Linked DNA regions of Homo sapiens: region 2 is linked to region 1. Evidence: chromatin contacts called from ENCODE Hi-C or POLR2A ChIA-PET data. All regions are on one chromosome and are shown on one strand. Each heading gives the region's core, a stretch centred on a gene start or an enhancer-like site at or near the end of the contact. The rest is flanking DNA. Distances are from core to core; before and after follow the strand shown. Region 1 has its middle 33 kb from the start of MAML3. Region 2 has its middle 75 kb from the start of MAML3.

The links. Hi-C counts contacts between places; a loop is a spot of excess contacts on that map. ChIA-PET counts read pairs that join two places held with the same protein, here RNA polymerase II (POLR2A). Pooled maps may share reads with other maps.
Region 2: a loop to region 1 is called in a map of sigmoid colon, with 2.8 times the contacts of the local background. The contact joins two enhancer-like sites. A Hi-C loop is called at or near these places in 8 of 168 maps with a recorded cell type or tissue (PC-3, aorta, astrocyte of the cerebellum and 5 more) and 8 of 50 pooled maps. POLR2A ChIA-PET finds 5 or more read pairs at or near these places in 11 of 52 experiments (A673, GM12878, H1 and 8 more).

The regions. Positions count from the first base shown.
Region 1 is chr4:140,184,715-140,188,865 of GRCh38, reverse strand. No RefSeq gene overlaps it. Among named protein-coding and RNA genes, the nearest start is that of MAML3, 33 kb to the right of the region's middle. Within about 2 kb of position 2,010, at least 4 of the 41 ENCODE cell types and tissues checked have a DNase peak (open chromatin) inside an H3K27ac peak, as active enhancers do.
Region 2 is chr4:140,226,771-140,230,921 of GRCh38, reverse strand. No RefSeq gene overlaps it. Among named protein-coding and RNA genes, the nearest start is that of MAML3, 75 kb to the right of the region's middle. Within about 2 kb of position 1,666, at least 2 of the 41 ENCODE cell types and tissues checked have a DNase peak (open chromatin) inside an H3K27ac peak, as active enhancers do.

The sequences.
Region 1 (4,151 bases), core at 761-3,260:
TCCATCATCTCCCAAAGTTTCCTCCCACCATCCTTATTGTTATTATTATTCCTGTTGTAGTTTGGTAAGAACATTTAACAAAAGATCTACCCTCTTAGCCAACTTTAAGTATATAGAACAGATTGTAGGCTATAGGCACTGTGCTATAGAGATCTGCAAAGACCCCTTAACGAGACCAACTGGTTCCAAGAACAGCATAAAGCTTGCTAAAGACTATTAACATACCTAAATTGACTGTGGCAGCTTAAAAGGGGGTTCTTAATAGCAGCAATAATGACGACTAACACTTAACTATGCATCAAATACTATCCCAGGCTCTTCATATGTATTATATTTAATCCACACAACAACTCTATAAAATAGGTACTATTATGGATGAGAGAGCAGATGCAGAGAGATTAAATATCTCCCCAATGTCACATGGCTAGTGCAATGGCAGGACAAGGTTTGAACAAGGGGCATCCTGACTCCAGAGTCTTCACTCTTAACCACTGCATACCCTGTATCTCTGGAAGCTATGAATAAGGGAGCCAGAATCTACCCTTGGCAGAGCCAGACAGGAATGTGAGGATAAAGGGTTTCCCTCTAAATAACCCTGCGGGCAAGGCTATCTCTTTGCTGGAGAAGAGTTCCTCAATGGATGCTATAGCATCTATTTTTCTGAATCTCCACTTATAAACTCACTTTAATATTGTAATTTGGTCCCTCATGAAGCTTAACCTGCAGAGAGAGAATGCCAATCAACACATGGGCATTCTGGTTTTCTTCTCAGACTCTGTGGGTTTTGGTTAACATGAGTCTAACAGTTCCTCTGAATTCACTCTCCAGCTGCTGACAGATCAAATTCAGGGCTGAGAACCAAAGGCCTGAATGTAGCAAGTACCACCCTGGGGAGATCCAGGTGCTGATCTCTCCTGGAAACTGCAGACATCTTGGCACCATGAACCTTTTCCTTTGAAACTTCAATGGGCTTATCTCCCTTATTAGAGTAGTGGCTTCTTGATGGAAACTACAGTATTTTCTATGCCTTGGTTTTCCCCCCTGTGCCTGTCATTGCCCTGCCCAGGTCCCTAGGACATGCCAACATGCTTCAGCTGACTGCCTACTGCCAGAATCTGCATCTCTGTACTGAGGGCTTTCCTGCCCCAGAACAGCAGAGAGGGAAGCCATGCAGCAGGCTGAAATTGCCTGCAAATTAATCTACTCCCCTCCCAGTAGCCCTCAACCAATGATTCTTGGGAATAGGTGTATAAATACCCCAGCACTCTCCTCCCTCGGGGGGAATAATTCTGAGGCTCTGTGTTACACTGTTCCCCTGCAGGATTAAGTTCCAGCACCCACACTGGTATCTGCTTAGTAATATATGTTTACTGGCAGCTTCCCAATCTCTGCTTCACTTCCCCACTCCCCTGCAGCATCCCTTGTGTCCTGGAATCCTTGTCTCTGGGTCTGCTGTGCTTGAAACCCAAAATAAGATAGGGAAGAAGGCAAGTAGTGGTTTCAGAATGCCTGTTGTGCCTGGCATTGCTACAGGTATAATCTTCTTGAGTCCTCACCACAGCCTTGGTATAAAAAAAGCTATTTCATAGAGGTGAAACCTGAAGCACAGAAGGATGCGTAACTTCCTCGTGGTCACCTGGCAGCTCAGTGGTCAAGCTGGATGCTGAATACTCATCCATTCTCTTTGGCCTGATGGCCATCCTGCTTCCATCCTATCCCCGTGGCCTAGGCCAGGGTTTCATACTCTATAATAGAGACGCAAAAATATGTGTAAAATAAATCTGTGGATATTTCTGGAATAAACTCTGATGACTTGCCATCCTATTACCTATTCTGTGGCTACAGCTGCAAAGATAAAACATGTATCAACATAAGCAAGTGTTTTCAAAACACCTTTTCCTCCTCTGTTCTGTCTCTCTTCATAGAGATTGAGACTGTGCCAAAGTTAAGGCAGGGAGCGGGCATGACTCATTAACAGCCTGCTCGGCAGGCTGGACTGTGAAACTCTCCATATACCCACTGATGACACAGACACAGAGGCGAGGAAAGGAGGAGACCAGGTGAGGCATGAAGGCGGATGCCCACACCGATGTGCCTGGCTTGACTCCTGCAAAAATGCTGTGCTTTTGTGTAGACATTGCCTGAACTCCACTGAGAAAGACAGCTCAGTGAAGGGTTAGTGTCTTCTCATATCTGGCAAGAAAGCAACCAGATTTTTTTTTTTAACCTCAGAGGAAAGCTACAGTTTTTAGTCTTTTTTTTTTTTTCCTCAAAGATCTCTCTAGGGTTAGTCAGCCAGTCATTATTGAGCATACATAGAATATAAACTTAGCAACAGGTTCTTATCCTCAAAAACTTTAGGGTCTAATCACAGAACTTAGCAATCGAATCCTCCAGTTGGACTGAAGGGTCCTGCTCTCCCTGTTGTCCTGCCTCACCTGCAACTCAGACCCAAGGGTGACTGCCTTAAGTTGTCCCAGGAGACAGCACTGCCCATTCTGCTGTCTTTTCGGTGATACTCTAGTAAGCGTCTAGCTTCTAGGCAGTCCTCAACCCCGGAGGCAAGGGAAGTGGTGTTGGCTAGGGATTCTCCATCCAGATCACCTGTGAAGACCTTCCCTCTTGATAGGACGAGATGGATTGTCTGTAAGGGAGTAATTGTCCTATATCGCTACTATTGATTAAACGCTGAGAAACATGCTTAGGTTGCATTTGCTGTCAGCCGAACTAGTGATGGTTCCGTGTCTTCCTATAAATTCTTTTCCAGCTGGGCTTTTTTGTGGTTTAGTATTAAAATAGACACTTCCTAATTAGACAGATCTCTGTCGTGAGGATCAATCTGAGAATTTCTGTGGTGTTTTCATATTAGATATCTCTTCACAAATCAGCCCTGTGCTCTCCAGCTTTTCTAAATCATAACTCACTGAATAGCTTCTTAAGCAGGCAACAGCCACATAACTAGTAATTAGAGTCCTGTCAGCTGATATCAGCAGCATTAGTTTTCAGCGGCTGACATCAGCAAGTCCATCATATATTTAAAGCCATAGCTACTCATAGTTGTGATGAATACATCAGGAATATCCAATTAATAAGAAAATTGTTTTTTTAAAAACAAGTAAAACCATGTTTGGGTGAAAATATAGAAAACAAGTTAAAATCAGAATTACAAGCCAAATATCAGCACAAAAATGAGTCTGTAAGAGCCCATAGATCCTAGACAGTCTTCCAGGGTCTGGCACAGACATCTATCATAAATCCACAAACAAGTCTGCTCTTTCTGATTAGAGAATGGAGTTGTTTGGTCAAGGTTATAGAGAACATCTGTTTTAATGACAGAAGTCAGGAGAAGAGCAGCACTTTGAGCATCTCCATTCTTTATTCAGATTGCTCATAAAAGAGCTAGTGATTATTTTCTTTCAAATATGTTCTGATTTAAAATAAAGCGTTGACTCTTATTTGGAAGAAAACACACCATAGAAAGCTTGTGTTTATTTAAAAATTCAAAAACTGAAATTTCAGAATAACACTATTTGAACAATAGCCATATATTTTTCTCAAAATAATTAAGAATTGATATGACCATAATACAGAAGAGGAAAAGTAGAATAATTTCAAATTAATTAAATATAAATATTATGAAAGCTATTTTGTACTTAGAAAATAATCAGAGAAATAATAGTTTTCTTTAAGGAATGTATTTCATCTATTATTTAACTGCTAGTCCTCAAAAATGCTATCAAAGTGATATCTATTTTTAGACTTTGTTCAAGGCTTTGCACCAAATGAATGATGGCTACACCTGCAAAGGCTTGCCTATCAAATTGAGTTAGCATGAACTAGACCGCAGTTGCAACTAAACCTATCAACCTCCAGGAAACTCTGTCTGCTGCCACCAAAATACAAGGGCTAAAATTTAATAAAGGAATTCTAAACAGGTAACATTTTTCTTTCTCCACAATTTGAGACAGCATTTGTTCATCATATAGAAATGGCAAATACGCATGTTGGAAATTCAGAAAACAAATATGTCAGGAAGCATTTTATGCACCATTTAAAATTATATTTAAACAGTTCCCTGGCTGTAAATTAAAGAAAGGAAAAATGATGTGCCTAAGCTTTCATAAATGTCATATACCAAATTCATAGAAATT
Region 2 (4,151 bases), core at 417-2,916, 42 kb before region 1:
GTGACCAGCATCCAATCCATTGAGGGGACTGAATAGAACAAAAAGGAGGAGAAAGGGTGAATTTACTCTTTCTGCTGGAGCTGGGACATCCGTCTTCTCCTGATCTTAGACATTGGTGCTGCTGGTTCTTGGGGTTTTGGACTCAGACTGAACTAGACTGACTCTCCTGGGCCTGCAGCTTAGAGATGGCCGCTCAGGGGATTTCTCAGCCTCTGTGATTGCATGAGCTGATCCCTCATAATAAATCTCTTTTTACGTATCTACATAAACCCTATTGGTTCTATTTCTCTGGAGAACCGTGACTAATATAGTAACTAAAAGTATAAAAAGAAGATATTAAGATACCCTAGAGGTCACAGCCACAGGAAGCAGCTTTAACTATTAGGCTTGGGGAAGAAGGGAAAGGATGGAATTGTTAAAACCTAGAAGATTGGAGGAGATGCCCTGCAGACCTAAAACTCAGCTCTCTGAGAAGAGGCACTGCTCAACAAATGCCAGTGACCAAGGGAACACAGCACAGCTGGTCCTGCAAGCGTTGGACAGAATTGACATTAGGTTCACTCATTGCTAGATGAAAAAGAAATGCTGCTTCTCAGTGAAGGAGCATAGCTGCGGGCTGCCCACAGCCATGGCAAGCACACATCAAGCCAAGAGGGAGCAAACAGGAAGGAGGTGGTCCCTTTGCCTCTTCCAACCTTGCAGGCTTCCTCTAATACCCTCTATTTTCAGAGCCTACCATGGACCTGCTGGTGGAGGAGAAACGTGGTTTGTAGAGTCTCCACCTCAGAATCATAAATCCAAGTATACGAGGGCGGGTGTGGAGCCCAGAGACAATACCTTCATGACTGGCAGGTGATCACACCCTAGTGTGCATTTGGTGCTTCCTTAAAGACTAGCAGACAGTGAATGTGCTAAAGAAATGGAAGTTTGCATATACACCATGGAATACTATGCAGCCATAAAAAAGAATGAGATCATGTCCTTTGCAGGGACATGGATGAAGCTGAAAACCATCATCCTCAGCAAACTGACACAGGGACAGAAAACCAAATACCACATTTTCTCACTCATAAGTGGGAGTTGAACAATGAAAACACATGGCCACAGGGAGGGGAACAACACACACCAGGGCCTGTTGGTCAGGGGGTGGTGAGGGGAAGGAACCTAGATGATGGGTTAACAGGTGCAGCAAACCACCATGGCACACGTATACCTATGTAACAAACCTGCACGTTCTGCACATGTATCCCGGAACTTAAAGTAAAAAAAAAAAAAAAGAAAAAAAGAACCATATTCAACTAAAAAAAAAAAAAGAAATGGAAGTTTGTACAGCATTGAATAATGCATGGAGAGCTCAATAATGTTTCTCTGCTACTGTCCAACTCAAGGTCCTTCCTGGGGCAGAGCAGACCTGAAATCAGAGGGGCTATACTAGGTGTGGCCATGAAATAAAGAGAGAGCGTTCCAAGGAAAGCATCTCATCACCTTGAGTGATGCTTTTGGGGGTCCATGCTACAAGTAGGTCAAGCTTTGCCTTTTCGATCCAGGCTGTAGGTAGTCAATGTCTTGGTAATTACTGAGCCATGTTGACCAAAGTTCATCGGAAACTTTCCAATGACTAAGCATAAACAACCTTGCCAGAGGAAGGAGACAGCTTATTTACACAAAATGTTTGTGCTTTTCTAAGGTAAGGTTCTTCTCTTGGTCAAAATTTTTCAATAACTCTGTCACTTGAGATTAGCTCTTGAAGCCCTGAAGTTTCAGAAAAATCTGATTTCTCTGGTTGTTCTAACCATACTAGGATGGCCACTTTGATATCCAAGCAAATTGTGTGTGTGTGTGTGTGTGTGTGTGTGTGTGTGTGTGTGTGTGTGTTTAATAAGGCCAGGTGGAAAACACATATTCTGTAAGCAATAAATGTCAGAACACCAAGTACAATTTGGTGAACTTTAGTAGAACCATTATTAAGCAATACAGCCCTTCTCCTTGCTGCAACAAATTGTAAGGGCACAGCTTTTCAAAAAAGGAGAAAAGCTGAACAGTGCTATTAAACCAGGGCTCCGTTTTTTCCTTATTGTTAGCAAGGGTTGTCGTCAAAACTAAGGTCATGTCTGTTAATAAATAGTAATAAATTACAATTGTTCCAAGTTAGGATAAACTTTTAGGAAAAAAATACGGATCTAGAAATCAGTCTTCGTAAGTGACTTTGAGCATAATAAAAATCATAAAATACTCTAATGTATTTAAGCCAACTGCTTTACAGTTTTCAAAATGGGTTCGTTATCTATCTTTCCATTCAATCCTCACAGGAACTGTGTGAGGTAGGTAAGATTTAGTGTTCAACTTTGCATACATACACATACACACACACACACACACACACACACACACACACACACACACACCCTGATGCTCAGATAAATGGAGGAGCTAGGGTCAAGAACCAAGTTTTTGAATTCTACTTTGGCCCTCTTTTCATTGTTGCTCCTTTATAAACTCCATGGCCAGATTTCATAAAATGTATAAAAGTAAAGGATCATAGTCTGCTATTTCTTACATACGCAAAAGTAGTATATCTATCATTTTAGATACTACACCTGAAATATAACTTACAAATAATTGGGAAGCAAGATTAGGAACCAGAAGAAGAATAATATGAAGAAGGAGGAGGAGGAGGGAAAGAATGGCAAACATGTACTGATGGTAGATACTTGCCAATTTTTCTCCTTATTGTCTTTCCATTTGTGTTGCTATAAAGGAATACCAAGGCTGGGTATTTTATAGAGAAAAGAGGTTTGTTTGGCTCACAGTTCTGCAGGCTGTACGAGAAGCATAGCACCAGCATCTGCTCAGCTTCTGATGAGGGCTTCAGGCTGCTCTCATTTATGGTGGAAGGCAAAGGGGAGCCGGCTTGTGTAGAAATCACAATGTGAGAGCAAAAGTGGGAGAGGGGGTGGGGAGGTACCAGGCTCTTTTTAACAATCAGTTGTCCTGGGAAACTAATAGAGCAAGAACTCACTCATTACCCAAGCACGGCACCAAGCCCTTCATGAGGGATCTGCCCCCATGACCAAAACACCTCCCACCAGGCCCACCTCCAACACTGAGGATCAAATTTTAAACTGAGATTTGGAGGGGCAAATATCCAAACAAATATCATTTATGTAACCCCTAAAACTACCTATGAGGTATATATTTTTTTAGCCTCATTTTGCAAATGAATAAACCAATGTTCAGGTAACCTTCCAAAGTCATTTAGCCAGTAAGTTGCAGAACAAGGATCAAGTCAAGGTTTGTCTGATCTAGAGCACACACTCTTCTCTACTCTTCCATGAAGCTTCAACCAGTGGCAAAGCTATTTTAAATGCTGATCCATCCCATTATCTCAGAACTGCCCAAACACAGAGTAAATAAATAGCATGAGGCCACAGCCTGACGCATTGCAAATATAGCCTCCCTTCAGCTTTGATTTGCTGTATGGTCTTGGGTAAGGCTCTCCTTCATGTTCTTCCTCTGTTAACAGGGAATGGCAATATCAGGGCTATCTCATTGGCTATTTGCCTCTGATTTACCACCATTACACCTGGCCACCAAAAGGGCAGACCACTGACCAGAAAAGTAGACATTTCCCTCTGACTTTGTTTAATAGCTTATAATGAAAGATGACATATAAATCCCCATTATTACCTAATTAACTGTAGTGGATAATATTTTTCATATTGTAGGCCTGAAGGCAGAAACTGAAATTCAATGCTGGTATAAGCAGTGGGGTTTTTTGAAATATTCTTCACAATATAGCATATTTCCCCGCAAGTAGTTTAGTTGTTCTTACTAGCTTTGTGTTGTCTTCATAACATACCAGAGGCATTAATCCATATTATGGACTTGTAACTTTCTTTTCTCTGCTTAAAGTCTAAGCAATTTTCAACTTATAAAACTTAAAAGTGCCTGAAACCACAAAACTTTTTTCAGCGCCCATAACTAAAAAAGAGCTGGCTTTTCCCCCCGGGAGATTTTCATAAGAACTTCGCTCATAGGCTGATGCTTATTAACTGGAGTTCTTTATCCTGACCAACTTTTAATTTCCTGAAAATTGGGGCTTATAATGCAGAGAAGACGCAAAGAAATCCTAATCTAGGATGATGAGCTGG